4 separate regions of the Homo sapiens genome follow, and regions 2, 3 and 4 are each linked to region 1. A link is a contact called in ENCODE Hi-C or POLR2A ChIA-PET data. All regions are on one chromosome and are shown on one strand. Each heading gives the region's core, a stretch centred on a gene start or an enhancer-like site at or near the end of the contact. The rest is flanking DNA. Distances are from core to core; before and after follow the strand shown.

Region 1 (7,838 bases), core at 249-2,748:
AGATCTTTCATGCTTCAAAGCATTGTCATATTTTAAGAACATTCAAATGATCAATCATTCTAAGATCAGGTCTTTGGCTGGTAGAGATGAGAGAACTGGGCCTAAGGAGTGAAACTGTGTTTTTGTTTGAAACAACTAATGTATTACGAAAACCAAAAAGATAGCCACCGGTAATAGGACAGTATACGAACAGAAATGTACCAAAATTAATGCAGTCACCATGTAAATCCCTGAATAACCAGACTTCACAGTCTTAATATTTTTAATCGAGTTACCCGGATTCTCTATGTGTACTTATTTGTAAAGCCCAACAACCTAGCCTTCCCTCCCCACACACAATTATTTAACTGCTTTAAAACTTTCGCTGCATTGTCTCTATGTAAAACAAAACACTCAGATTCATTCTTTTGAAAATTCAGTTGTGACAAAATTGTTTCGAAAGGATTACATTCTGGGAAATAAATAAAAACACTTTGAGAAACTGTTCCTGATTCAGACCGCACCCCCTTAGACCAGCCAAGTTACGGCTCCCCTAGGGTCATCTTGAGTAAGTGTTTGCTTTCCTCGCTCTGCTAAAAAGACGGATCTCTTGGGAATCTCTCAAGGAGTAGGACGGTCGTCACCACAGGCTCTGAGCTGAAGAGGTTAATAGGTACCGTGTATTTTCTAGAAGAAGGGCAGGAAAATGCCCTTCACTTCACGTAGGCCACGGTCATGACCACAAAATGAAGGGAAGCCGAGACTTCAAGCTACGCCAGTCGGAAGGCCACAGTGGTGGCGAGGAGGCCTCAGGGGGGCAAAATTGGGAAAGGGAGAGAGGTGAAAGGGGACAAGAGGAAATTCAGGAGCCCGACTAAGACCGTCGTGTTGGGGGAAAGATCACTCCGCTATGAAGAGGAAAGGCTACTGCTAGCAATGACGAGTCGTCAAAAGTGGAGAGGAAAACTACCGGCTTACAAGAAGAGCCAGGACCGGCGGACGAGACGATGGCGGACCCCAGTAAAATAGAGCCGTTGTCCTTCAGGAAATGGGGGAGGGTGAGCGAAGAGGCCGCGGCGCGCGGGGGCGAAGGCGGCCGGGGAGGGCCGCGGAGGGCCCAGGGCCCCAGGAGCCGTGGGGTGGGGGCAGCGAGCGCGAGCGGGGCGGCTGGGGAGCCCCGCACCAAAGCCAACGCCCAGACGGCCTTGAGGATGCAGACTCGGAGCCGGGGGCGTGAGGCCTGCGGGGAGGCGCCCGCCGGGCCGGGGAGGGGCAGGGGGTGCGGCCGTCCCCCTGCAGGTCGCTCCCCGTGACGCCATCTTGGATCGGTCCAGCTCCCGCAAACCGGCTGCGAAGCGACGAAGCTCACCTCGCCTGAGCCCCCGGCCGACCCCACTCACCTGGGGACGGGCGGCGGCGGGCGCGAGGCTGCGGGTGCGAGGCGGCGGCGTACCGAGCTCCCTCAGCGCTTTGCTCCCAGCCCCGCTCCACTCTGCGATAGCGGCTAGGCGACAGCTCCACCGGAAACGGCCTGGCCGCAGCCAATCAGCGTTCGGCTACTGACGTCAATGCGCCTCGCTCTGGCCAGAACCGTCGCCTTAGCAACCTTAAGGGCGCAACAGCCCCAGTTCCTCCCCCCTGGTCGCTCTTGGAAGGACCCTCACTCTGCGGTCGTTCGTCTTCCGCCATTCTTTCCATCTTACTCGTCCCTTATCCACAGCAGTTTCCTCACGCCCGCCACTTCTCCTTTCCGCAGTCTCCCTAGCCCGGTTCTCTCCTCCTTCCTGCTCACCTGCCCCTCCTTACCTGTCCCTCTCTGGGTGTCTTGGGTCGCCTTTGTTCCTCCGCCTGCTCTTCGCTCTCTCTCCGCGCAGCTATCGTGCGCTTCCCTCTCGTCCCTCCGCTCCTCTGTCCACCCCACTCTCCCTCCGGCCTCCCTTGACGCCTCTGCCTTTTCTCCCTCCTTTCCACCCCCTCCCTGGCCGACCCACGTGGGGCGTCTCAGATGACAGGTGGGCGACTCCTCCCCGCAGCCCCTGCAAGGGAGGGCCCCGGGCCGGGGCGGGGAGAGTCCTGTCGCTGCCAGCCCCCGGAGGAGGTGGCGGCCCCCGCGGATCTGCAGCAGCTGCGCTGCGGGGCCGAGCGCGGGCGGATGGCCGGGATGCGCTCTCCGGGCCGCGCATCCTGTGCCCGGCCAGCGCCGCCCGGGCCCCGGGCTCAGGTCAGTCATCCGGTCCAGGAAACCTGAGCCCTGCCGAGTCTCCGCTGGGGCCGCTCTCCCCCGCCGGGGGTGCTGTCGTCTGTGCAGGCAACACCGTCCCTGTGGAAACCAGGCACGGGAAAGGACTTTGTCAGGGTCCAAGAGGAGGCCTGAGTCCTTCTAGAACCTGAAGTGCCCCCCCATCACTCCTGACCTCACAGAGGGAGAAGTGCAGAGCGTGCAGATTGTCAAAAATGCCCTGTGACCCAACAAGAAATCGCAGCTGTCCAGACAAGCTGCACTAATGGGGAAAATTCGGAGGAAAAGCGACTTTACTCTTTCAGCCATTTTTTTTTTCCATCAGAGTATCTGTCTAAGGAGGAAGAAAAGGGAGACGGTACAATTTTAGACACATCAAGTCTGTAACTCAATAAAGAAGGCCCATCAAGGAAACATGTCCAAGTGTCTGGCTAGGGGCTGCTTTAGTAGCATTGTATATATTTCTAGGGCCGTGTGCTTAAAATTCATAATGGATTCAACACAATACAAAAAAGCAAAATACACACATATGCAAGTGTCCAGGAGCTGTTGTAGTAACATTGTATATACTTCAAGGGCTGTATGTTTAAAGTAAATCATGAACTCAACACAATACAAAAAAGTAGCTCAATAGTGTTTATATTGATTCCAGATTGAAATGATAATATTTTTGATATATTAGGTAAAATATTAAAGTTAATTTCACTTTTGTTTTTTAATTCTTAGTGTAGCTATTAAAAAGTTTAAAGTTACACAGATGGCTCCCATTATATTCCTATTGGGCAGCGCTGCCCTCGGAGGCCGACTGCTCCCCCAAATCCACCAGGCTCTAAGGGTACTGTCCATCAGATGATTTATTTAGTTATGTTATTCACTGCCTTCTGATAGGGATACATAGGCGATATCAAAAGGGCAATCAGGCTTACAGGGGGGAATGGAAAAGGGAAGTTTCTCCTTTCACTGACTCCCCAAATGTTGACCATTGGCCCTTCTCCAGGGTTGATCAGAAATGGGGATAAAAGAGCCTCAGTCAGATAGGATTTCACTCTTGACAGTACAAAGAAGGGTTGATAAACTGAACCCTACGCTGGCAAGCAGCAGAGGGAATTTGATAGCATTGAGCAGGCCCGGTCATGTTATGGGAAGAAAATATTGCAGTCAGGTAAATCTGAGTTTGGTTTCAGGCTCTGCCATGTCCGGTAATTGACTTAATCTCCATGGGTGTCCGTTTCCTCGGTCATAAAAGGATGAACAGGACTTTGTTGAAGTTAACTACTAAGGGTATAACAGCAAACACACGTATAGCACTTACTGTGTTCCAAGCACTGATCTAAGGGCTTTACACATAATTAATTTAATCCTCATAGTAACTCTTAACATAGGTAATATTGTTATTGTTACAGAAAAAAACATGAGACATGGAGAAGTTAAGTGACTTGCCCATGGCCACACAGCTAACATGGCTTAAACCCAGGCAGTGATCTTAATCACTCTCCATTGCAGAATAGATAGATCTCTCTCTCTCTCTCTCTCTCTCTCTCTCTCTCTCTGTCTACATATATATATATGGTGTTCAGTACAGTGGGGGATATATTAAATGAATGTTAATTTACTTCCCATTTCTCCCTCTTCCTGCAGAGCTACCCAAACTACAAGGTTAAGTCAGAGTGACACTATGTCCCACCATTAGTGTTACCTTCCAAGTGCAGTTAAGACACTAAGAATAAGGAAACAAGCAAGCTGCTGACATTGAGCTGAGCACTTTGAGTGACAGCTGCTTCCTTGCTGAGTCCTGGCTGTGTGTCCCCATTCAGCTGCATGCAGGCGCCAGTCCAGCCACGGGCCATTTCCTGTGTCAGTCACACTCAACCTTGTTCTAGGTGCCAAATCCTCATATGCTGGGGCTTTAGGAGACATAAAGGGAAATGGGCAGTAGACAGTTGAGCCCGGGGAAAGTTCAGTGAGACAGCTGTTCTGAAAAACTAAATAGCCTCAGTGCTTTCCAAATGGTGCAAATGTTCTTTCAGTGCCACTGTGCCACTGTGAGAATACCAACTTGTTGGTATTCGTAAATTATGTTTCAGAAATGACATTTGTTCCACTGTAGTTTCTGTATGGTTTCCCTTCTCCAGAGGCCTTCTGCCCTTGATTCAAAGGTCTGTTAGCCTTTCCTTTGGACTGTGTCCTTGAGAAACTCAGTTTAAAAATATGTTTCTAGAGTAGTGGGATTATAAGTAAATTTTCCTGTTTAACTGGTGGCTAACATCTGTAATCCCATCACTCTAGGAGGCCCAGGCTGGAGGCTTCCTTGGGCCCAGGAGTTCAAGACCAGCCTGGGCAACACAGTGAGACCGCCGTCTCTACAAAAAAATTTTAAAAATTAGCCAGATGTGGTGACCCACGCATGTACTGGGAGGATTGCTTTAGCCCAGGAGGTCAAGGCTGCAGTGAGCCATGATCGCACCACTGCACTGCAGCCCTGGCCACACAGCAAGACCTTCCCACTCAAAAAACGAAAAAGAAATTGCATAATTGCTGTTACAATGCTTGTGAAACAATACCAAAAACCATAAAAGCAAAATAAACATGAGTGATAAGCAGAAATAGAATTAAGAAAGCTAAAACGTGAAAGGAAGGAATACTTTGGTGGTCCATTTCTTGGTGGTTCTTGCACCTAAAGTTTCCATTGGCTAAACACAGATCCACGTATTTCCAATTTCAAAGTCCATCACCACCTACTTATGGTGTACAATGGTACTGAGTACTTATACTTCCTAGGAGACCCAAAGTTGTGGTTTCAGACATAACTAATTCCAGCAAACACCCGAATGCCAAAATGTCTTCCTACTTTTCTCACTGGCAAATGCTCATTTAAACTAAGGAGGGGTGTTTATCTTGAGCATTAATTGAAAATATTAACCAAGAAACCAGAAGGGTGGCAAACTTGGATCTAACACTAAAGCGTTCCAAGTAAAAATATCTTAATCTAAAACATATCTTCATCAAAAATAGCATATTTACTTATTCATTCAACTTTTATTTTAGATTCAGGGGTACAGGTGCAGGTTTGTTACCTGGGTATATTGTGTGATGCTAAGGATTTGGGTACAAGTGATCCCATCACCCAGGTAGTGAGCATAGTACCCAATAGTTTTTAAATCCTTGCTCCCCGACTCCCCCTTCTAGTAGTTCCAGGTATCTATTGCTGCCATCTTTATGTCCTTGAGTAATCAATGTTTAGCTCCCACTTATAAGTGAGAACATGCGGTAGTTTTCTATTCCTGTGTTAATATGCGTAGGAGAATGGCCTCCAGCTGTATCTATGTTGCTGCGAAAGACATGATTTGATTCTTTTTATCACTGAATAGTATTCCATGGTGTATATGTACCACATTTTCTTTATCCAGACTACCACTGATGGGCATTTAGGTTGATTCCATGTCTTTGCTATTGTGAATAGTGCTACAATGAACATAAGCATGCATGTGTCTTTATGATACAATGATTTGTATTTCTTTGGGTATATACAGTCCAAAATCTGCAGGGCAGGTCAGCAGCCTAGACCCAAGGAAGAGTTGATGCTGCAGTCTCAAGTCCAAGGCAGAACTCCTTCTTCCTCAGGGAACCTCAGTCTTTTCTCTTAAGGCCTTCAACTGAGTGAGGCCCACAAACATTAAAGAGAGTAATCTGCTTTACTCAATGTCTATTGACTTAAATGATAATCGCATGTACAAAAAAAAAATACATTCACAGCAACATCTAGACTTGTGTTTGACCAATAACTGGGTAGCATGGCCTACCCAAGTTGACACAAAATTAATTATCACAAGCATGTATTCAGTGAAGTCCAGATATTTGTATGAATCTCTTCTAAAATGTTCTTCCTTTGAATACTAATCTCCTAGGCCTAAGCTGTTTTTAAACAAGGCTGACCTTTTGTCATGGATTTGAGGCTTTAAAAAATAGGGATGAGTCAGTCACCCACACAGATCTTTTTTTTTTAATGTGAAAAGATAGTGGTTTCCTGTTTTTCAGATGTATGTATGTTTGTTTGTTTTTTAATTTAATTTAAGTTCGGGATACATGTGCAGAAGAACGTGCAGGTTTGTACATAGATAAACGTGTGCCATGGTGGTTTGCTGCACCTATCAGCTCATCACCTAGGTATTAAGACCCACACGCATTAGCTGATTCTCCCCCTCCCTGCCTCCCCAACAGGCCCCAGTGTGTGTTGTTCTGCTCCCTGTGTCCATGTGTTCTCATTGTTCAGCTCCCACTTGTAAGTGAGAACATAAGGTGTTTGGTTTTCTGTTCCTGTGTTAGTTTGCTGAAGATAATAGCTTCCAGCTCCATCCACATCCCTGCAAAGGACACGATCTCATTCCTTTTTATGGCTGCATAGCATTCCACAGTGTATATGTACCACATTTTCTTTATCCAGTCTATCATTGATGGGCATTTGGGTTGATTCTATGTCTTTGCTATTGTCACACAGATCTTTGTGTCATGGATGGTATGATCGTTGACTAGGATCAGTAACTTTCTTTGTTTTTGTCAATCTGACAAAGTCAACAAATCTTGTTAATGTATCCAGGTTGGCACTGTACTGATCATGTACCTATACTCTTCCAGGAATTCTTCATTTTTTTCTTTGCTGGAGGCTGGTCATGGTTCCCTTTGAGAAGCTCATGAAAACAATGGGCTTTCTCCCCAGGAAATAAGCCCAAACAAACATACACACACAGCCTTTTTCATCCCATTTCAAGGTGGTCACAGATCCTGAAGCCCATCCATGTATGGACTCCAAGTTTAGAATCCCTTATAAAATGATTCCTGATCATCCACACTAGTGGATACTAGCAGGTACTAGGTAACAGGCATGCAGAGATAAATAAGCCATGACCTCAAACTTAAAAGTTCACAGTCTGGGCCAGGTGCGGTGGCTCACACCTGTAATCTCAGCACTTTGGGAGGCTGAGGTGGGCAGATCACGAGGTCAGGAGTTTGAGACCAGCCTGGCCAATATGGTGAAACCCCGTCTCTACTAAAAATACAAAAATTAGCCGGGTGTGGTGGTGCACGCCTGTAGTCCCAGCTACTCAGAAGGCTGAGGCAGAAGAATTGCTTGAACCAGGGAGGCGGAGGTTGCAGTGAGCCGAAATCGGGCCACTACACTCCAGCCTGGGTGATAGAGCGACACTCTGTCTCAAAAAAAAGAAAAAAAAAATTTCACAGTCTGAAGGGGCCAGCAATAACATGAGTTCTTTCAATAAAATGGCCAAATTATGGGGGTGGGATTGGGGGGGTACATTGAAAGGGCATCTAACTCAGGCATCAGTGATCAGAAAAAGCCAGCCAAAAAAAGGTGTCTGGGATATAATGGTACCCAGTTAGTCCTGCCTGGTATTTCAGGTAGAGGAACTAATGGGCAAGAGAGCATGGATTTCTAAGGAAAATATTTTTCAAGATGGCCTAAGGATAAGATGGAAGATGGTGTGAGGCTGGAAGAGTGATCAGTGGCCTGTGGTAGGGGGGAGGGGCAGATAGTAAATGCTTTAGATGTTGTAAGCCATCTGGGCACTGTGGCAACTTCTCAGTTTGGTTATTGTATCACAAAAGT
Region 2 (7,656 bases), core at 4,614-7,113, 720 kb before region 1:
GGTCTTACCCAGAGTAAGGAAATTCTGAGAACAGATTTGAGACCCAGTGGCACAAATCTTAGCTACTGAAGAACTGAAAAGAAGGAAATTGTAAAGTGAAATTGAGTTTGTGATTGATTTCTTGGGAAAGCACTGCTGGGAAAGAGGAAGACAACTTTGGAAGGGGCCCATCCCTTGGAGGCTTGATGATGTAGAGAAGTCAGGCAGCTGAAGAGTTCTACAGAAACAAGTTAATATCACAGTCAGAAGACAGACCACCAAAATCTCACCACATGGTACTATTTACTAAAGAAATTGCATTTCACTGTACCAACCGAAGAGTGCTTTAGTTTGGAAACTAGGTTAGCCACTCCAAACCCTCCATTTCCTCTATTCTGGGACCATAGAATGGCCCATTGTTCAGGCTCCTGTGGATGCTGAAATGAACTGCCTATATTCCCCTTCAGAAATAAAGAACTTATTTCTCCTGCCTCTGAGAGTGCTACCATCAAACGGGTCACACTTTTCAACTCCCTAGGGCAGCCTTAGCAAACTAATACAAGCCCCATTCCAGGATCTGCTCCTAACTTCCTTCCTAATGGCCAATAACAAGGATTAAGACATAAAGTAACTTGGCGAAAGTTGTGCTGGTATTTCTGAGGGAAGAAATGTACTGTATCACACAAGAGCTGCAGGAGCTAGCCACATCTACCCATAAGAGCTAGGAGAATGTGCATGGGACTGGATTTTAAGGGTGCATGATCAAACAATGCAGAACATAAAGTTGGATAAGAGTTTATTCAGAGTACTCTTCTGGCCTAAAGGATTTTTAATGTCCTGGCAAGAATCCCAAGAGATGGTTCTTAGCAAGAACACACTGTTAAGATGCTTCCTGCATGGAAAAAGCAATTGCCCACCCAATGTCATGTATAAATATTGAAAAGCCATGGTACATGATGCAAGAAAAGGGTGAAAACACCCAGAAAACCAGGCATCCTGCGTGGGTGTACTATATGAGTTTGGAAAACACAGTAGATGACTAAATTCAAACGAACAAGGAAGGTACTATTGAAGGGCACGCCAACGTCACTATACAGCTAGAGGTGGCTGTCCTGTGAGCTGATGGTAAGTGATACCATGATAACACTGGGCTCACAGAGAGCAATGGGGGTGATAAAATCCTGACTAATAGAGGCCGGGTGGCAGCACTCAACAATTAGAAACCTAAGAAACCATGGGGACACAATTACTGTAAAAAGAACTGCAGAGCTCTCAACACAGAACAACTCTGTCGAAAGCCTGACACTGAGAGACTTGACCAAATTTTAGCACGGCCTCTAGCAGCATAAGGCAGTGTCTGTAGGGTGATCGCAGGTCCCTACCCCCATTTAAATAACAGTCTGAGAAAGCTCAATACTACCAGAAAAATCTACTTTTTGTTGTAGCCAACACATGATAACAGGCCCCTGATCTGATTTCTTAGAGCATTTATTTACTAAAAGGAGCTTACAATTATAAATATGTATCTTTTGCAGCTCACATGTTTCTTTCTCCAACGACCTGGGAACCATTCTTTTTAAAAATAGTTATCAAGAAGGATAAGGCCTCTGTCTTCCAGTCTCTGTGAGAGGATAGAATCCTAACTGATAATTGCCAGCTAAGAAACACAGCTGACCTAATCACATTCACACTGACCAACCCTTTGTACTTTTCTATTTCTCTGACTCTGCTGAGCCCCTACAACCTCCCTACTCCCACTCTCCTTTTTAAACACCCCAATCACCTCTGTACAGATCAGAAGGCAGCTCAGCTCTTTCCCCTACTGTCAGTAGTTACCAAATAAAATTTGTTTTCACTGCTTTAGTTTTTAGGCCATGTTATCTTTGACAACAGCTAGGCTGTGGGGGATGGGGACAGTGATCCACAGTTATGGAGATATTTAATAGAACATTGCATCTGTAGGGGCCAAATGAATGGATCATCAATGGAGTACTCATTCTTTACAATTAAATCAATGATGGGTGATCAGAAGGTTGAAGACAATTGCCTCAACAGAAGGTCATGAGTCCTCTCTGGTTTCTGGATCTGAGCCAGTTTTTGTACCCACAACCAATTGAAAGAGAAGTTGGGTCCCTAGGAGGAGGGACCCTGCAAATGATATATGGTATTGGTTTCCTCAGACCTCCTCCAAAGTAATCTATAGCCTTTAACTCAGGTAATTATATACTGGAGAAAACAGAATGCCCAATCATTTTAAGGCCTGTTTACCACAGGGTCAAAGTTGACACAAGTCCAAAGACTCAAAGTAAAGTATCATCATGCCCTCTCTGACAGAGTAAGAGGCATTTGAGTTCTAGATAATAACTAAAATCCTAGCCTAGAGCTAGTTCATAGAGAATCCACTAGTCTGTAGACCTATCTGTCATGTCTCTAGTCCCTGATTTGTAATTGGAATAGATATACATGGGAGTTGGCATAACCCCCATTGTTTTCTTGACCTATGGGGTAAGAACTATCATAGTGTGTATACTAGTTTTCTAGGGCTGCTGTAACATAGTACCACAAATTGAGTGGCTTAAAAAAACAGAAGCTTATTCTCTTACAGTTCTAGAGGCCAAAAGTCTAAAATCAAGATGTCAGCAGGGTTGGTTCATTTTTGGATACTCAGAGGGAGAATCAGTTCCATGCCTCTTTTCTAGCTTCTGGTAGTTGCTGGAAATTTTTTTTTTTTTTTTTGACAGAGTCTCACTCTGTTGCCCAAGCTGGAGTGCAATGGCGTGATCTCAGCTCACTGCAACCTCTGCCTCCCGGGTTCAAGCGATTCTCTTGCCTCAGCCTCCCGAGTAGCTGGGATTACAGGTGCCTGCCACCATGCCCATCTAATTTTTGTATTTTTTAGTAGAGACAGAGTTTCACCATATTGGCCAGGCTGGTCTCAAACTCCTGACCTCATAATCCACCCACCTTGGCCTCCCAAAGTGCTAGGATTACAGGTGTGAGCCACTGTGCCCGGCCAGTTGCTGGAAATTCTTCATGTTCCTTAGCTTGCAGATGCTTATCTCCAATCTTGTCACATAGCTGTCTTCCCTGTGAATGTCTTGTGTCTTCTTCAAAGGTTGCCAGTCATTTTGAATTTAGGGCCCACCCTACTCCAATATTACCTTGTCTTTTTACATCTGCAAAGATCTTTTTTCTAAATACAGTCACCTACTGAGGCTTTTAGGAAGGACATGAATTTTGGGGAAATTACAGTGAGAAAACTGTACTAGCCGCAGTCAAGATAGGAAATAAAAACATTTCATTTTGGGAGAGGGAATGGGAAAGGAATGGAAGAAGTTAGTGCCACCCTTAAAGACCTAAAGATGCAAGTGGGAGGGGGATGGTCTTTATAATATTTCCGTGTTAAATATACTAATCTTGGTCCTGCAAAAATCCAGTTCTAGAGGAGGATATTAGTCTAGAGCAAATTCAGCCAACTGTTGGCTTCAGTTGAGTAGATTAACCAGATGTGCTATCTTTGCCAGAGCTGATTAAGAAGAGCTTCTGTCATGTGGTATACAGCCACTGATTTGGCAAATGGCCCATTTTCCATTCCAATCAGAAACATTTTGCATTGATCTGGAATGTACAAAAGTATACATTTTGCTCTGCCCTAAGGCTACGTTTAGGGTTTTCTTTCTCTCTGCCAATAAATTCCAAAAGAGACCTGGATCAGCTGGTCATTTCATAGAACGTAAGACTTGTCGACTCCATTGATGACATCATGAATTAAATGAGTAAGAAGTGGCTAGTATATTGGAAGCCTTGGTTAGACATTGTGCTACAGAAGGAGTATATCAAAATCCCATGCCATTAATATTTGACCAGAAAATAATAACTTTTGCCATTTCCTCTTCACTATCCAAAATATACTGGATTTCTCCTTAGGAAACTTATTTTGCACTGAAGTGATTTGCTATTGTTTAATACAGGGTATCTTAACCTTGGTACTATTGACATTTTGGGCTGGATAATTTTTCGTTGTGAGAGACTGTCCTGTGTGTTACAGGGTATTTGTAACATTCTTAGCCTCTTCCCACCAGATGCCAGTAGCACACTCTCCCAAGACCAAAAATGTCTCCACACTTTGCCAAATATTTCCTGAGGGAGGGTTGGGGTGGGGGTAGGGGGAGGAAGACAAAATTACTCCCATTTGAAAATACTGATTTAATGCATTGATTTGGGTTGAAAATTGATTCATTTATCCAAAGGCGTCAGTGGAAAAGTTTGTTTTAATTATTTTCTGTAGTTTTTCCATACACAAGTAATGTTTCATACTCAGTGCTGAAAGGAGGTAGATTCTTGATTCTGGTTCACTCAGATTGAGGTAGTAGGGAGAAAATTTCGATTCTAATCTTGTAATAAATACATTCTATCAGTTTCATAGACTCTGTCTGCAGACTTATTCTCAAGGTCTTTGTGCATATTTGAATGCATGTCTTCTTTCAGTGCTGTTTTCAGTTAATCTTAGGTTGTCTTTGAATATTATGTGAACTATCTTCTTACATGTGAAGTTACTTATTTGCTATTCTTAAGTCATTTCTCAATGGGGTTCCCAATTTGGGACTACTCACTTTGGGCAGGGGGGATTTACAAGCCTGCATTATAAATATTAGAAGTAGGTGCCCTGGATAAAAATAAACTGTTTATAAAGACAGTGTGGCCGATCCACAAGTTTGAATAGCTTTGCTTACATTTTGAAGTTCAAAGAAAGAATCTTTTCAAAAAATCCTACTACTATTTGACTTGGCCATATATATATAGGTATTGTAAGATGCAAACCCAGGATCTTATCTTTGTCCTCATGGTTATTCCCATGCAGCTGAGGATACAAAACCTATACAGCAGACAACTGAGACAAAAGTTGAGAACTGAATTGTATAGAAAGCCACTGGAAGTTTTCTTTTGCCTAGTTAAAGCTCAAAAGAATTTACAATGTACAATTTAAATTCAGAGTTGTAACTGTGCTGGGGGACAATGAATTTTACACTGAAATGTGACAGTGTCAAGATTATTTAAAAGTATTGCATCTCTAACTTTAAAATTAAGGTTTTGTTTTTGTTTTTTTTGTTTTCTTTTTTTTAAATCTCAGTAACCATGAGAGATACAGTTTCTAATCCTGCCAGGTGGAAGCAGCACAATGCAAGGTGTGGGTGGGTGCCTAGTAGAAATGGGACAGAAAAAGAGTGAAACTCTGACCACCAGATGGCAGCAGAGGCTTGTGCCAAAGGGATACCTTTCTGGTCCCAGAAAGGGGTGGGGTAAGGCCGCTTGAGTAGTGGCAGTGACAGCAAGGCAGTCTAAGAAGCCAGAACTGAATGAACTAAGAAGCCAGAGCAGAACTCTTCTGAGCCAGAGTCACCCAAGTGCTAGTTCATTTGAGAAATGGTGAGGCAGTAATAGAGTTCAAGAGGTTAGAACAAAGTAAGAGGGGTGAGCCAGAGGATACTCCTAGCCATTCAACAAACTTAAAGAAGGCAGAACAGCTAGAGGTTGAAAAGGACAGGAATGGTTCTTAGATAGGACAGGACAAGAACCTGAAGTTAGATTGTAATCACCGGTTATAAATCCCTCCTTTGGTCTCTTTGAGGAGCCACAAAATAGGAAACGTTTCAGGCACTCTCCAAATGGCACAGAATCTAGTTATCTCTAATATTGAAAGTAAATTTTATTGATAACTGGGATAACTTGGAGGGAGATGGGCAGAGATGGTTAAAGGAAACCTCCAGAAATGGTGTTGTTTATCGTCTTTTTAAATAAAGATGTAACCATAGTCTCAAATCTAATTTTTTACTTCTCATTTCTTTTGCTTCAAAAGGGAAAACCAGTGATAGTCACATCCTTCAGAAAAATTAGTTAATTTTTTTCCTTAAACAAATCATTACTTAAGAATTTAATTGATAATTCCCACTGGGAGAAAGCATCAAGATGAGCAAAAAACAAGTGGCATTTTATTTGGAATATTTAAGAAGTAAAACAATTCCAATTGTTAGAAGAGACTTGACGTATAAGAACTAAGCATTAAAAATGGTAATTAAGATTAATTGAAGGTTTACTCTGTGAACGCCATTGTTTCATTGCTCTATGCAAATTTTGTAGAGCAAAAAATTCATTGACCAGCAGCATCAAAATTAACTGGGGAGAGTGATGCCAGCAAGATGACATAATAGAAGGTAACCCACTCATTACCCGCCACCCCCCATAACAACAATAATTCTGCACCACCACAGACCAAAGTCTCTGTGCAGGAGCCTCAGGATTCAGGTATAAGATTGTGAAACCCCAGTGGATCCCAAGACCTAGAGGTTGTTTTGAGAGTGCAGACTAGCACCCTAGTGGCTGATCTGCTGATTTTGCTTCTGGGTTCAAGCCTGGAAATGGTTCCATTCCCCAAGGAGCTTGGCTAAAAACTCATTTGGTCTTGAGCCTACAACCAAAACCATCTGCCAAGGAGTCCAGAAAGAATCATGTACACTAGTGCCTCAACAGAGAGCCTCCTCTGACTGCTGACAATGAATCTGAAAGTTGCCCTGTGACTTGACTTCAGCCCTTCTCTGCTAAAGTCCCAGCTCAGAACTGCTCACACAAGGACCTAGAGTGAGACTCGCCCATGTCTTGCATCCTGGGAGTCTGAACTTCCATGTTGTGCTCTCCAGCCTCTGTCCCATAATAGATCCTGAGGGAAGCCAGCCTCAGTTCTGACCCCTCTGCAGTCAGGGAACTAGCCCATCTGTGCAGAGACTTGCTGGGAGATGCACACTCATCTGAGCCAATAAGATAGGCTTGCCAGCTGCCTTCTGCAGGAGATCCAAGGGTCCCCAGTCTCAGCCCTGGCCTCACCTGCTACAATCAATGAACTACCTCACCTGTCCAGGGACTGTAGGAGATGGACATCCATCTTAGCTACCAGAACAGTCTTCTGGGTTTAGGTTTCTGGCCAGATTTTTCATACAACCTGGGTACCCTTCTTTGGTCTTCCCCAGGTCTATCTGGGCTAGAAAGCTGCATAAATCTCAGAGCTCTCCCAAGACTCATAGCAAACCTGGGCTTAGCATGCCCTTTAATGCTCTAATGCTGAGACAGCTGTACTGGTCTTGGGCTCAGGGAAGACAACAGTCAGTCTCCTTAGAGTCTGTGGAAGATCTCCTGAAGAAGAATGGATATAAACAAAGCCAGATTGGGGAAACTAGAATAAATGCCTAATCCGTCAATGTGCAGACATTGTCACACATCCACAAGCATCAAGAACATTTAGGAAAATATGACCTTACCAACTGGACAAAATGAGGCACCAGGGACTGGCCCTAAAGTGATGGGGATTGTGATCTTTCAGACAAAAAATGTAAAATAGCTGTTTTAAGGAAGATCAATGAACTTCAAGAATATACAGAAAAACAATTCAGAAATTTATCAGATAATTTAATGAAGATTGAAATAATAATTAAAAAAACCACAAACATGCCGGAGTTGAAAAATACAGGGAGCATAATGAAAAATGAAATAGAGACCATCAAGAGCAGAACTGATCAAATAGAATAAAAACATTAGGGAACTCAAAGACAGGCTGTTTGGAAATAATCAGAGGAGGTAAAAAAAAGAATGAAAAGACAGTGAAGAAGGCTTATGGAATTGATGGAA
Region 3 (7,408 bases), core at 1-2,500, 790 kb after region 1:
CTCAAGTGATCCACCCACCTGGGCCTCCCGAAGTTCTGGGATTACAGGCGTGAACCACCGCGTCCGGCCAAACCTCTAAAAGGGTAGTTAAAATGAAAATATAACTAAGTTCCTAAATAAGTAAATAAGCAACCCTTTGTTAAAAAAACAATAGTACATTTAAAAATTGATTATATTATGCCTCTGCATGGGAAGTTATGCCTCTGAACAGCGGCATGGGAAATTAAGTAGGGACATCTGGGATCATGTCTATCCAATTCCAATCTGCCATTGTATTCCTATGCAGGAGCTGCAAAACTGCAAATCTACTTGACATCCCAAGTGAAACCCAATAGAGTTAGCAGAGTCAAAACGGCACAGGGAGCTGTTAGCAACCTGTTCTCAAAACGTCAAAGCAGATACCTAACTTCTTTAAAACATGGAAAACTATGTTCAGCAGCCCAGAGAAAAGTAACTGCTTTCTATGCGACCACCAAAAGCAAGGTTAGAAAGTGTTCTCTATCAGGCTTTAGGCTGAAATGGGGGCAGGGCTTGCAGATTTTCCCAGGACTCAACTCCAGGATTCCCAGCGTGAATCAGAGATGCCAACAGACAACTCACTTGGAGGCAAGATTCTTAGCGAGCTATCAAGAAAGTCCCTCACTCTCTAAAATTGTCCCCGCCCCTACAAAGAGAGGGGTGTGAAGTGTAGACACGGCTAAACCACTATTCCCACTCTGTCAGTGTCATCCTCTCCCGCCCAACCAATCTCCGTTCCATCCTCCCGCGGGCGGCTAAGATAATAAAGACCCTAGGAGGGAATCTTAGCAAGGCCAATTCCGCGAGTTCCGAAGCAAAAGCACAGGTTTTCTTTCTTTTCCGAGTCTAACCCACGTGCACTCAGACGCTCTGCCCCTGCAAGTCGGAAATATGCCTTTACAGGAAGGCAAGCAAGCCAGATTCCAGACCTCACTCAGCGTCCCCAACAGGCCCAGCCGGCTCTCTGCTAAGCCTTCTCCACGATCTCTTTCTGAAGCTGTGAGAAACTTGAGCTCGAGCTCCGCGCTCAGAAAGGGGCGAGAAGGCAGTCGGGGCGCTCCCAAACCTATTGCCTTCACCTTATAGAGGATGACTGTCCTGCCGCTGTCTGTCACTAGAAACTGGTCTGTTTTGTCGCTCTGCTCCACGCCTAGGAGTCCTTCAGGCCCGGCGCTCAGGACTACCGAAGACAACGTGAATTCTTCCTCCAGCGCTGCCATTTTGAGCAAACCTAAGTACGGCCGCGCTCACTCCCGGCAGGCCTCGCGCTTTCTCTCGCGAGAATGAACGGGCCTGAGGGGGCGAGTGCTTGCCAAACCAGGAACCTGCTCTCGCAGCCTGCGACCTCTGGCGGGCGGAAGGAGCGAGCGCGACTGTGAATTTAGCCAGGTGGGCTGGGCCGGCTTGCGTCAGACTCCGCCTCCCGAGACCACGCCTCGCCGAGTCCCGGATGTGCTCCAGGAAGGGATAGGGTAGGCGCGGAAGTGCTGCTTACTGGGTCCTGAATCGGCTGCGTGCTGTTCTAGGTGGGGACTTGAGAGACTGTAGATGGGTCTAGGGAGTGGTCGAATATAAATAAGCTAGATTTTTTTTTTTTTAATTGCAAGGGAACTCCCTAGGAATTCCATCCATGGCCTTGTGGAACGATCTGCCAAAGAAAAAATATTTATCTCTGTAGGTAAACTCCCAATAACGTGCTGTTCCTACGTGAAATGCTTAATTCCCCCCAAGTTTCTTGGAACCCTCTAGAGATCTCCAGTCTTTTCAGTCTTTCAGGCCTTCTGAGTTCTCTGACTCCCCTTCTCTGAGCCCCAGTGGGGAAAATCTCTCCTCAGCTTACAGGAAATTCAGACTAGTTTGATGAAGGTGAAGTTGAAGGTCCCCTGTGTGATTTTTGGCAAGGTTTTTATTTCCGGGAGAAATGTATGTTTCTCAGATAAGCATGGCAGATTCAATCAATAATGTTAAATAAATAAGTAAAGATAAATTGTGATGTTCTTAGGGAGAAACCATTTAATAGGCAATTACTAAACAAATGTACCCAGTGTGACAAAGTGCCTCAGTTTAGATTTAAGCATCCACCAGATCGCCATGTGTGTTGTTTCTCATTGCCCCAACATGACGACATGGGCAAAAGGAGAATATCCAGCTACTGTGAAGGAATCAAATGCAGTCTATTTTTATAATGCTAATAGGTCTTTTGTTGTTCAAAAGTAGTGGCATTATCATGGCTCACTGCAGCCTCTAACTCTTGGGCTAAATAAAGCAATCCTCCTGCTTCAGCCTCCCGAATAACTGGGACTACAGGCATCCATCACCACGCCCGGCTAATTTTTGTATTTTTTGCAGACATGGAGTCTTGCTTTGTTGCCCAAGGTGATCTTGAACTCTGATAATCTTTTAATTTTTAGGCTGGGTTGTGAGATCAAGAGGATATAGTTTATTATTATGCTTCATAACTTACTTTGTGATAGGTGGTAAGAAGAAAAACATTAAACTCAGAAGGGAGAGATAAAGCGTGGGTGTGTGGGGGAGGAAGGAGTGGTCTGTGTATGTGAAATTTTCACTAGGATGACCACAGGCCTCCTTGAGAGGATGTCTTTTTTTTTTTTTTTTTTTTTTTGAGACAGGGTCTTGCTCTGTCGCCCAGGCTGGAGTGACGCAGTCTCAACTCACTGCAATCTCTGCTTCCCGGATTTAAGCTATCCTCCCACCTCAGCCTCCCGAGTACCTGGGACTACAGACATGCACCACCATGCCCGGCTAATTTTTGTATTTTTTGTAAAGATGGGGTTTCACCGTATTGCCCAAGCTGACCTTGAATTCCTGGGCTGAAATGACCCTCCCCCCTTGGCCTCCTAGAGTGCTGGGATTACAGAGCCACAGTGCCTGGCCCAAGGGTATCTTTTGAGGATGGCATGAAGGAGGGGAGGGAGCGATCATGCAGTTAACTAGGGGAGGGAGCGATCATGCAGTTAACTAAGAGCATTCTCAGTAGCAAGTGCGCCTGGGGCACCAACAGGGAGATTCCCTAGAAGTCTATCGCAGTTATTGTAGTTACCAGGTGAGAGGTGATGAGGGCACCATCAGTAGCAAGGCTTTTCTTTCTTTCTTTCTTTTTTCTTTTTTGAGGCGGAGTCTTGCACTGTAGCCCAGGCTGGAGTGCAGTGGCGCAATCTCGGCTCACTGCAAGCTCTGCGCCCCGGGTTCACGCCATTCCCCTGCCTCAGCCTCCTGAGCTGGGACTACAGGCGCCCGCCACCATGCCCGGCTGACTTGTTTGTATTTTTAGTAGAGACAGGGTTTCACCTTGTTAGCCAGGATGGTCTCGATCCCCTGACCTCGTGATTCGCCCGCCTCGGCCTCCCAAAGTGCTGGGATTACAGGCGTGAGCCACTGCGCCCAGCCTTTTTTTTTCTTTTTTGAGACAGAGGTTCACTCTTGTCACGAAGGCTGGAGTGCAATGGCACAATCTCGGCTCTCTGCAACCTGCAACCTCTGCCCCCCGGGTTCAAGCGATTCTCCTGTCTCAGCCTCCCGAGTAGCTGGGATTAGAGGCACCCACCCCACACCTGGCTAATTTTTGTATTTTTAGTAGAGACGGGGTTTCACCATGTTGGCCAGGTTGGTCTCGAACTCCTGACCTCAGGTGATCCACCCGCCTCAGCCTCCCAAAGTGCTGGGATTACAGGCCTGAGCCACCGCGCCCGGCCACTTCACATTTTCGTATTCATGGCACCAGCAATTGTCTGTGATCCATACAAAGAGCTTAATACACGTTTGTTGAATAAGTCACACTTAACGTTGCAAGCTAGGATAATAAATAGAACGTGGACTTGATCCATTAAGGGAAAGTAAGACTTCCTGGTTGAGAAAGCTGGAACTGTGCTTGCATATTCGTCTGTAAATTTGAGTCTAAGTTTGGTAAACTATTAAAGGAGATTACAATCCTTTCTGGAAAGGACACCAGCTATAATAAGGGAACTAGGAGTCTTCTGCAACCAAGCCTAAGCTAGGAACGGGTCAGGAGGCGTTCCACTTCCAATGTGCATCCATCAAGGTCAATGAGCAAGAAGAGGGTCTGGCTATCCCTCACTGGTTAGAGACATTTAAGGCTGGTCTTCAAAGGCAGCTGTGACCCTGTGCATTTTACTGTGTGTTGTGGATGTTCTCTCTGGATTGTTTGTCATGTTTATGCTGCTTGGCTGCCTAGCTGTGAAGACTGGGGGAAGATATTGCCTCTCACATTCAATTCCTAGAATAGAATCAGATGATAAATATACAATGAATGAGTCTAAATATATAATGGGTAGGAAGGGAAGCCTGCTCACATTCAAAAGGGAGGATGTTACCCATTAGAAATTTGTCATGGAAGGTTGACAGCTGGTGACGTGTACATTGCATGAATGGGGTACAGTAAGTGCTTCATCAAAGGAATATTCGTAGAAGGACCATTCAGCAAAGAAAGTGAATGGTAGATATTTGTATGCCACCAAATCTCTATATTATTTGAAAGTTGTGGTGATTCTTAAATAAGATCTGAGATACTCTAAGATATGTTTTTCGGTTTCAGAAACTCAAAAAACCTTTGCGGTAAATGTTCAGACCATAGCAAATAATTGAACAATATTACCAGAATTTAGGCATATGCCCCTGAAGAAGTTTTCTGCCCAGCAAAAATCAGAGAGAGAGAGGAAGAATCTAAGATCTTTGTCATCCTTTGGGGCATACATTTCAACCTAATGTTAGCGCCCTCCCGGTGGTGCCAAAACCCAATGAGTATATTTTAAATTTTTTTATTGTGCTAAAATGTACGTAACATAAAATTGCCATTTTAACCTTTTTAGCAACTTTTGTTTTGTTTTGTTTTTTGTATTTTTAGTAAAGACACGGGTTTCACCATGTTGGCCAGGATAGTCTCGATCTCCTGACCTCGTGATCCGCCCGCCTCGGCCTCCCAAAGACTTCCACACCTGGGATTACAGGCATGAGCCGCCGCACCTGGCCTGTTTTTTTTGTTTGTTTGTTTTTTTGTTTTTTTTTTTTTTAAAGAGACAGGGTCTTGCCACGTTGTCCAGGCTGGTCTTGAACTCCTGGGCTCAAGTGATCCTCCTGCCTTGGCCTTCCCAGTAGCTGGGATTACAAGCGTGAGCCACGGCACCAGGCTCTTAACCTTCTTTTTTTTTTTGAGACTGAGTCTCACTCTGCCACCCAGGCTGCAGTGCAATGGCACTATCTCGGCTCACTGCAACCTCCTCCTCCCAGGTTCAAGCAATTCTTGTGCCTCAGCCTCCCGAGTAGCTGGGATTACAGGTGCCCGCCACCACGTCCAGCTAATTTTTGTATTTTTACTAGAGACAGGGTTTTGCCATATTGGCCAGGATGGTCTCGAACCCCTGACCTCAAGTGATCCACCCACCTGGGTCTCTCCAAGTGCTGGGATTACAGGCGTGAGTCACCAGACCCGGCCTTTTAACCATTTTTAAGTGTGCAGTTCTATGGCATGAAGTACATTCACACTGTGTTGCAACCACACCATTCATCTCTGGAACATTTTCATCTTCCCAGACTGAACCCATTAAACAATAACTCTCCATTCCCCCTTCTGCAGCCCCTGGTAATCACTATTCTACTTTCTGTCTCTCTGAATTTAAATACCATAGCTCAGATAAATGGAATCATTAAATATTTGTCCTTTTATGTCTGGCTTATTTCACTTAGCACAACATCTTCAAGGTTCATCCTGTTGTAGCATGTGTCAGAATTTCCTTCCTTTTAAAGACTGACTAATATTCCGTTGAATGGATATACCACATTTTGCTCCTCCATTCTTCCATTCATGGACAGTTGGATTGCTTCCTCTTGGCTATTGTGAATAACGCTGCTATGAACATGGGTATACAAATATCCCCTTGAGATCGTGCTTTGTTTTTTTTTGCTATATAACCAGAAGTAGAATAGCTGGATCACACAGTGATTCTGTTTTTAATTTTTTGAGGAAACACCATGCTGTTTTGCACAGCAGCTGCACAATTTTACATTTCCGTCAGAAGTACACAAGGGTTCCAGTTTCTCCATATCCTCACTAACAATTGTTATTTTATGTTTGTTTGTTTGGTTTTTTTGAGATGGAGCCTTGCTCCGTCACCCAGGCTGGAGCGCAGTGGCGCGATCTCGGCTCACTGCAACCTCCGCCTCCCAGGTTCAAGCGAGTCTCCTGCCTCAGCCTCCCAAGGAGCTGGGATTACAGGCATCTGCCACCACACCCAGCTAATTTTTGCATTTTTAGTAGACCATGAGCACGAGGTCAGGAGATCAAGACCATGTTGGCCAGGATGGTCTTGATCTCCTGACCTCGTGATCTCCCTGCCTCAGCCTCCCAAAGTAATGGGATTACAGGCGTGAGCCACTGCGCCTGGCCTAAAAAAAAAAAAAAAAAAAAAAAAAAAAAGTTTTAAGCTAAGGTCTGATTTCTGTTTTGAAAGGATCACGCTGGCTCTCAAGCAGAGAATAGCTCATAGGGGATAAAAAGCAGAAGCAGAAATACCAATTTTGAGGATACAAGAGATAGTGGCTTGTGGTAGGTGGTGATAGCGGAGATAGGGAAAAGTGGATCAATTCAGGATGTGATTTGGAGGGAGAGTTGACAGGGTGGCAGATGGGTTGAGTGTGATGGTGAGAGGGAGGGAGGAATCAAAGGCATGTTCTGCACATTTACCTTGAGTGACCAGGTGGATTGGGGTGTTCCCTACTGAAATGGGGAAGTCTAGGCAGGGGAGTAGCACATTTGCAAGGGTTGTTTGGAGAAGCCATACCCAAATTTCTATTTTGGCTGTGTTAAGTGAGATGCCAAATAAGCTGTATCCCATATGATGCTGGAGTTCCTGGCAGAGCCCAGGCGGGTGATATAGATTGAGGTATCATTGGCACATGATAGGAATATAAAGCAGTGGGACTGGAGTAGGTTGCCAAGTACTGTGGATTTTATCTTCTAAATATAGCTCAACCTGTCTACCTCTCTCCTTCTCCACTGGCCCCGCCCCCATTCCCAGTCCCATCTCTTTCTTGGACCGCAATAATTGCTTCCTGGTCTCCCTGCTTCTTTGTTGCCTTCTTCCAATCTGTAGCCAGTATGATCTATTAAAATTCAAATCCGATTATTCCACTCCCTGCTTAAAACCCTTTAATACCTTATTCTCAGGATATGAGCAAAATCAAATCCTTACCTTGACCTACAAATAGGGTTGCCAAGTAGAATACGGGATGCCCAGTTAATCTGAATTTCAGATAATAAATTTTATTTATCTATCTATCTATCTATTTATATATTTTTTTGAGACAGAGTCTCGCTTTGTCACCTAGGCTGGAGTACAGTGGTGCAATCTCGGTT
Region 4 (7,678 bases), core at 4,548-7,047, 600 kb before region 1:
TGAGGGCACAAAATAATATTGTATTATATTATTATTCAAATTATAAAAATTTTCAGATCCAATCTTCTAACAAAATCTTTTACTTACAAAGACCTCAAAATTTTCTTTGTTCTTCTACTGCTGCCTAGTGACCTAGGAAAGAAAGTAAAATGTGCTCCACCCCCACCTTCCCCCAACTTCTCCCTTCTTCTCCCACATCCCCACTGTGCCTCCAAACCTAGCCAATGTATACAGTGTTGACTGGGTACACCTGTCACTTGGTCTGGATTCTTAGCTCAGGTGGAGACCTGAGGCTACTGACAAACCAGGGAAAGAAAGTCATTTGATGCAAGGACTATTCACTAAAGCTTTTGGCTCCATTGTGGGGCACCTCACCCCAGATCCACACCAAAGCAAGAAAGTAGGCTTAGGCGGTCAATGTTGTAGCTCTTTAATGGCAAGGTGGTACACACTCACTGAGTGTTAAAGCAGGTCTGGGGCTGCAAGGCAGTCTAAAACTGCCTTTTGACCATCCAACAGTATATGCAGTTTCTAATCCACAAGTTTTATCTCTTCTTTCTTCACAGTGATCATTTCTTAGTGGCATCATTACTCTTCCCCACCTGTAGACAATGTCAAATCTTTTTCAATCAATTCCAACGTGTGAATTCTATTTTGTATGAATATAAAAGGCACTAAGCCATTGATTTTTTTCTTCCTATGTGGTCTCTGCTTTATATAAAAATTGACTCTTCCTCTTTATATAGAAATGCTTTATATACAAAGGAACTCTTCCCCTAAGATACATAGAGCTTACAGGGTATGTAATCTTTAAGCTCTATGTATCAGGGGTATGGATGAAAGTTTGTAGAATTCTAACCAGAATCATGATTCTGGGTTTGTAAAAATATACATTTTTTATTCACAACTGGCTCTTCCTCATTCATAACTCCCAAGTCACATTTTCTCTGGGGGCAATTGTGTACACATATGTGCATTCCTGTAACTATAGACCATTCAGGCAATATTCCCAGAACACAGGTAGAATGTCTGCCTCAAATGTAAATGACTGATTTCATGTCTAAAATCCAGAAACAACAGCTCCTCCTAAATGGAATTTTCTTTATTAAAACAAAACATTAAAGTTTCACTTCAACAGGGATTCCATTTTACAAAGAAATGCTGAAATAAAATACCTGGTGAGACTCATCATCTTTTAACTTTGCTTCATTCATTCATTCAACAAACATATTGTTGCTGGGTTCTTTACTAATCTTTAGGGCAGCAAATATGAACAATAAACTGTCTTTCAAGGAGCACACAACACAGGGAACAAAATAAATAGGTACATGAAATTCAATCTGATAAATGTAGGGATAGAGATATTAACTACTGTTATTTAGTCAATAGAAGTGTTAACTACCCTAGTTTAGGGAAATCGAAGAGAACGTCTATTTTTGTTTTAAAAAGTTAAAAATTACTGAAGAAATTTAGGCTTTTAAAGCTGACATATTCACCATCCGGGTTGAGCAGATATAAACATTATTGTCATATTTGCTTTGTATTTTTAATGGATATATTATATGTTTATTTAAAGTCCCTTTTGATCTCTTTAAAATATTTTCTCCATCCTTCGTCAGAATTTACCTTTATAATGGATTTGGTGTTATCACTTTCCATTCATATATTTACATATTGCACCATACACTTATAGCCCTAATCAATATGTGATATAGATATATGTGATATAGCTCTGTGTGTTTTTGATATAATCTATAAATGGTATCAGACTGTACTTAAGTTTCTACATATTGCTTCTACACTCAGCATTTTGCTTTTTGGGGTGTATTCATAGTGATAACTATGGGCTAATGCATTGATTTTAATTTTTATATAAAAGTATTCTAAGATATGAATCTACCACTTTTATTTATCTTTTCTGACATTGAAAAATATTCTAGTTGTTTCTAATTTTTTGGTCTGACAAATGATGTTGCAATGAACATTCTAAGAATAAGACAGATAAAAAGGTGTGTTTGTGCATATGTACATATGTGTGTGTGAGTGCATGTATATATGTATATGTGTATGACACACCCAGCAGAAAAGACAAAAAGCACTAAGCTTTGTGCAGGATATAAATGGTGGTTTGGTGATCCTGACACATAAAACATGAGGCCGAGGATGCCAAAAGATGTCACTGGACAGACCATGAGTGGCTGCTTCATGTGGTACAAAGTAGCCTTGACTTTCCCTCTGAGGCTGATGAGGAACGTTGAGGAGTAAATAAAATGGATTTTAAAATAAATCACCCTGTTTCCTGTGTGAAGCATGGATTCTAGGGGAATAAACTGAAAGTAGGGAAAGGAACTAGAGGCAGTGAACAAGAGAAGAATAGTTGAAGACTTAAAAGGGACCCAAGACTTGAACTATTTTAGAGTTAAATTTTACAAAAATGATACCAGGTTGGATGGGTGATGAATCTGAGTGAGAATCAGGAAGAGAGTAGTTGAATGTCCATGCTGCCAAATAAGATCCTGCGTGATGGGGAAATGGGTTTAGGTGACAATGCAGTGAAGTCTGTTCTGCATATGCAGTTTTAGAGCAGTTAATTCTCAAACCTGGCTTCACATTAGACTCATTTGGAAGAACATTTAAAATATCCCAATCCTCAGCCTTCACTGCCAAGAAAAACTCATCACCCCAGATCAATTAATGTGAATCTTTTTTCTGTGAACTCTGCAGAGAAGTAATTAATGTGAATATAATATGAATCTCAGATGTTGTTTGCAGGCATCAGTTCCCTTTGGAATTCTAATGTGTATTCACAATTAACAACCACTGATTAAGAGCTGTGTGTCTGTGTGTGTGTGTGTGTGAGAGAGACAGAGAGAGAGACTATCTATGCAGCAAACCATTAGATGTGTGAATCTAAAGATCAATGAAAAGGGTGGGGTCAGCATTAGGTTGATGCTAAAACAAAAAATCCAACGAGAAAACTTCTGGAGAGAGTCTCAAATGAGAAGATCCATCATATACATGGAGAACCCTGTGGAATATCAAGCTGATGTGTCTGATGAAGGAAGAGGACTTTATTAGGAAACAGAGAAGGAACATTTAGAAAAATAAGAAGCAAAGCAATTAAGTCACCATTAACAAAGAGAAAGTCATCAACAGTGACTCATAATCCACTGTAAGAATGGAAAAGTATTTGTTGTATTTTATAATTAGGAGGTCACTAATGATTTCATTATGAAGTGGTTCACTGGAGTGGTGAGTTCAGAAATCAGAGTGCAATTGAAGAGGAATTAAAGGTCAGGAAGTGAAAATGGCAAGTTTACAATGGCAAGTTTATTTTGAGAATTTTGTACAATACAGGGAGGAGAGAAATTAAATTGTGTCCAAAGTAGAGGTGAGTTCAAAGAGGAACTATTAGAGAGAACACTATAAAAGATGCAGGTGACAGAGTGTCTGACTCATAAACTAATAAGCAAGACTTGGAGACGATGCAGGATGCCAGTTCAAGACCCTAGGTAAATGAGCTGATCTTGAACAGGGGGAAGAACCAACTGTTCTAAAGCTAGAGGAAGAAAGTGAGGATAATTACACAGCATTCTACTTTTCTAGGCAAAATACTAGTAGTTTAATTGTAACTTGAGAGAGACTCCTCTATTTTCTACCTCAGGGGAAATAAGTAATCAAAAATAGGGTTTTTTCTTTCTGAATAGACTGTTTATGCCATCCCTTATTTCACATAAAGTGGTTGGCTGCAGTTATCACTATGACTAGGGCTATAAATGGCCCGTGCTATTTTCACTTCTGTGTTGGCTAAGTAAGCACCCTTTTTGTTATTTCAGAATCAGAAATGTTAAGAAGGAATATAAAGGAAAATCTGGAAAAGTGGAAGCATTGAAAGGTAAAGAAAAACATTGAAAAATTTCATTCTTTCACTTCTTTCTTTATTATAAAAAAGGGAAACATTCAATGTGAAAAAATTTGAAATATGTAGATAAGCAAAAGAAAAAAGAATATAAATAACGCTATCACTTGGACATTAATCATGATTAAGAATATGCTGTAAAATTCTTCCAGATATTTCATGAATCTATTAATTTATAACAGTGGTATCATACAATGAAAGATGTAATTTCTCTTTGTTTTTAAAGATTAATCTGCTATGAACAATATTTTATATATTGTCACTGTGAGGAAAGAACATCTAGACTGAAATCTGATAAAGGTTTTATACTAGCCGGTGAATTTACATAGTTTATATGTACTGGTGAGGTTAACTAAAGCAAGATGAGTAAAACCATTGACTATGAATTAAATTTCACAAGTCAATATCCTATAACAAACCTAAGTTATAATTTGAAATGAAAAAACACATTTTGATACAAAATATTCTAACATACAGTTTTCTATAACAGACATTTAAGCAAACATCAAAGTGAGTAGCTAGATTTCATGGAGGACTATTTACTTTTATTAAAAATAATTTTTAGGAGGGATAAAAATGATTTTTATAAAAGACAGAAGCCTTAAAAGCTGAAAAAGAAGAGCCATGAACCTTCCAGAAGTGTAGAGTTCTCCGACCATTGTGTTTATATTGCGTGTATTTTCTAATAAATACAGCATCCTCTAATTCAGTCTTATTCATTGCTTTTAGATTAGGTCTTTGAGAATTTAATGTATTTGTATGAGCAATTTTATTCTCTCTCTAGGTTTCTCTCATCAAATACCATCTAGAGCTGTGATTTCTTTCTTTAATGTTAGCTCAGGAGATACTGAAATAATTTTAAATTGATTACTTAAAGTTTTGGAGCACATTTTGAACTACCTTTGTACTCATCAAGTCATGAACTTCTTTTTGTCTAAACAAAAAACTTCTTTAAGAATTTTGTTCATTTTAAAAATAGCAGCACCTTAAAAAATTAAAAGCATTGGACATCAACACATTAAAAATATGATTATGAATTCAAACCAAGTATAGCTGCTCTTTGGGAAATCAGGGAAGAAGTTGCAATCCCTTAGCCTCCTCTTCCTTCCTCATGGAGTTAGTTTCTGGAGCACATCTGCAACACCTTTGGGACACACTTTTGAAATCTTTTATCTATGGCCTACTTTTCAGAAGCTAAGTACCATTCCATTATATGGATACCACGACTAACTTATTAACACACCAATGTATGAGATTCAATTTGTTTCCAATTTTTAGTGTAATAAAAAATACTAGAATGAACAGCCTTGTTCAATCTTTGTAAATGTCATAAATTGTTTCTTGAATATAAATTTCTAGAAGCAGAATTATTCAAAGGAAGCATACTTTCAAGATTCTTGATTCATATTTCAAATTATTTCCCTCTAAAATCATAAAAAGTCATACTCCCACAAGCAATACATAATGAATAATAATGACAACGACAACAATAGCAATAAACACTTAGATTTCATTGAGGATTTGGTGTGTGCGGGAAACTATGCTAAGTGATTTACATGTACCATTTTACATTTAGGCCTGTGAAAGACATGTTAATATATCTCTCACTTTGCAGATGACGAAACTGAGGCTTCTATTTAATTTTTCCAGTTACTGTGGGTCAGTCCCAACAGCCAGTATCACTTCCCTCTTACCCTGGAAAACACCGTATACTTTGCATTTAAAAATTACAGGCCAGGCATGGTGGCTCACATCTGTAAATCCCGAAGTGGGTGTATTGCTTAAACTCAGGAGTTTGAAACCAGCCTGGGCAACATGGCAAAACCCTGTCTCTACTAAAAATACAAAAATTAGCCAAGTGTGGTGGCGTGGGCCAATAGTCTCAGCTACAGGGAGCTGACGTGGGAGAATTGCTTAAGCGTGGGAGATTGAGGCTGCAGTGAGCTGTGATTGCTCCACTGCACTCCAGTCTAGGTGGCAGAATGAGATCCTGTAACAAAAAAAAAAAATTACAAACATAAAATTTGTTAATGTATTTGTTTAGTTGTCCCAATATTATTTATTAAATAAACCATCTTTCTAATACATTTGAAAGGTCATTTTATTAATCTTTATTTTTATATTTTCTTTGGTCCATATTAGACTTCTGTTCTGTTCCATTGGTCACTATATCCTGCACCAGTAACATATTATTTTAATTATTATAGTTCTGTCACATATTATTTTGGCAATTAGGAAAATATTGATCATTGTGTATTTTAAAGTATTGAAATGCTGAGAAATATGCCACTAAACTAAATAGCCTTGTTCTATGTTGGGACCAGGCCTGTCTAATGCCTTTCTGTTTATACTGTTAATAATTTGTTAACAATTTGTTCTAAAAATAGGCTTGCTCTTTGACATATATGAAGGTCAAATCACGGCAATCCTGGGTCACAGTGGAGCTGGCAAATCTTCACTGCTAAATATTCTTAATGGATTGTCTGTTCCAACAGAAGGTGAGTAAAAAGAAATTTCTCAAAGGCAAGATGTCTTATAATAGAATGAGGTCAAGCATATGCCTCTCATTTTAAATTTTAAATTTGATGGCTTAAGAGAAATAATGTTTATCTAAAGTTGTTTCCAAGAGCTACATAATTTTGAATATACTTCATATTTCTGCAATTTTATAAAAATTATTATCTTTATTCCATTGTGTGATATTTCAGGGTAGATGTGCAGTTCTATAAGCATATGTTTGTAACAAGAATAATTAGTAGTTCACAAATTGTGTTCACATATATGCAGTTCTATAAGCATATATTTATGTCAAGAATAGTAGTTCACAAATCATTTTAGACATTTGTGAACATATGCCAATATTTTCTTAAATGAGATCTATGAATATTAATAGAATGTATTATCTTGCCAATTTTATTTTTAACTTCTATTCTTAGGATCAGTTACCATCTATAATAAAAATCTCTCTGAAATGCAAGACTTGGAGGAAATCAGAAAGATAACTGGCGTCTGTCCTCAATTCAATGTTCAATTTGACATACTCACCGTGAAGGAAAACCTCAGCCTGTTTGCTAAAATAAAAGGGATTCATCTAAAGGAAGTGGAACAAGAGGTAGGAGGGCATGCTTGGATTAACTGACCTGCCAACCACTTACCAAATTAAATCATGACCACAGAATTCTCTTCAATGATTTATTTGCCCTGTTATGAATAAAATTTAGGCAAAGAGGTCCCATAACAAATATCGACTGCTTTAATGAGTGGTTAAAATTGCATAATATGAATCATTTTGGATTTTATTTTTATTTTTTATTATACTTTAAGTTAGGGTACATGTGCACAACGTGCAGGTTAGTTACATATGTATACATGTGCCATGTTGGTGTGCTGCACCCAGTAACTCGTCATTTAACATTAGGTATATCTCCTAATGCTATCCCTCTCCCCTCCCCCCACCCCACAACAGGCCCCCATGTGTGATGTTCCCCTTCCTGTGTCCATGTGTTCTCATTGTTCAATTCCCACCTATGAGTGAGAACATGCGGTGTTTGGTTTTTTGTCCTTGCGATAGTTTGCTGAGAATGATGGTTTCCAGCTTCATCCATGTCCCTACAAAGGACATGAACTCATCATTTTTTATGGGCTGCATAGTATTCCATGGTATATATGTGCCACATTTTCTTAATCCAGTCTATCATTGTTGGACATTTGGGTTGTTTTCAAGTGTTGCTATTGTGAATAGTGCCACAATAAACATAC

The links. A loop is a pair of places that touch in the nucleus more often than their neighbours do. ChIA-PET counts read pairs that join two places held with the same protein, here RNA polymerase II (POLR2A). Pooled maps may share reads with other maps.
Region 2: a map of posterior cingulate gyrus shows a loop between it and region 1 (3-fold over the local background). The contact joins the promoter of PRO1804 here to the promoter of PRKAR1A in region 1. A Hi-C loop is called at or near these places in 4 of 168 maps with a recorded cell type or tissue (CD14-positive monocyte, IMR-90, posterior cingulate gyrus and 1 more), 4 of 37 single-sample maps with no recorded cell type and 6 of 50 pooled maps. POLR2A ChIA-PET finds 5 or more read pairs at or near these places in 1 of 52 experiments (common myeloid progenitor, CD34-positive).
Region 3: a map of CD8-positive, alpha-beta T cell shows a loop between it and region 1 (20-fold over the local background). The contact joins the promoter of NOL11 here to the promoter of PRKAR1A in region 1. A Hi-C loop is called at or near these places in 5 of 168 maps with a recorded cell type or tissue (CD4-positive, alpha-beta T cell, CD8-positive, alpha-beta T cell, ascending aorta and 1 more), 3 of 37 single-sample maps with no recorded cell type and 17 of 50 pooled maps. POLR2A ChIA-PET finds 5 or more read pairs at or near these places in 2 of 52 experiments (T-cell and activated B cell).
Region 4: a pooled map shows a loop between it and region 1 (10-fold over the local background). The contact joins the enhancer-like site here to the promoter of PRKAR1A in region 1. A Hi-C loop is called at or near these places in 15 of 37 single-sample maps with no recorded cell type and 5 of 50 pooled maps.

The regions. Positions count from the first base shown.
Region 1 is chr17:68,506,090-68,513,927 of GRCh38, reverse strand. It overlaps PRKAR1A (protein kinase cAMP-dependent type I regulatory subunit alpha), which reads right to left and starts at 1,498. Exons shown (of 11, transcript NM_002734.5): 1 at 1,380-1,498. RefSeq lists silencers at 1,028-1,537, 1,958-2,317 and enhancers at 1,608-1,697, 1,451-2,024.
Region 2 is chr17:69,233,219-69,240,874 of GRCh38, reverse strand. It overlaps PRO1804 (a long non-coding RNA gene), which reads left to right and starts at 5,863. Exons shown (of 1, transcript NR_130736.1): 1 at 5,863-7,656. It also overlaps a transcript of ABCA10 not described here.
Region 3 is chr17:67,711,778-67,719,185 of GRCh38, reverse strand. NOL11 (nucleolar protein 11) reads right to left here and starts at 1,250. Exons shown (of 18, transcript NM_015462.5): 1 at 1,098-1,250. The coding sequence starts at 1,238. LOC101928045 (a long non-coding RNA gene) reads left to right here and starts at 1,508. Exons shown (of 4, transcript NR_188294.1): 1 at 1,508-1,544. RefSeq lists enhancers at 1-77, 1,000-1,189, 1,260-1,339 and a silencer at 640-729.
Region 4 is chr17:69,114,115-69,121,792 of GRCh38, reverse strand. It overlaps ABCA6 (ATP binding cassette subfamily A member 6), which reads left to right. Exons shown (of 39, transcript NM_080284.3): 11 at 3,837-3,895; 12 at 6,307-6,417; 13 at 6,856-7,031. Among named protein-coding and RNA genes, the nearest start is that of MIR4524A, 18 kb to the right of the region's middle. RefSeq lists an enhancer at 3,541-3,730. Within about 2 kb of position 5,797, at least 6 of the 41 ENCODE cell types and tissues checked have a DNase peak (open chromatin) inside an H3K27ac peak, as active enhancers do.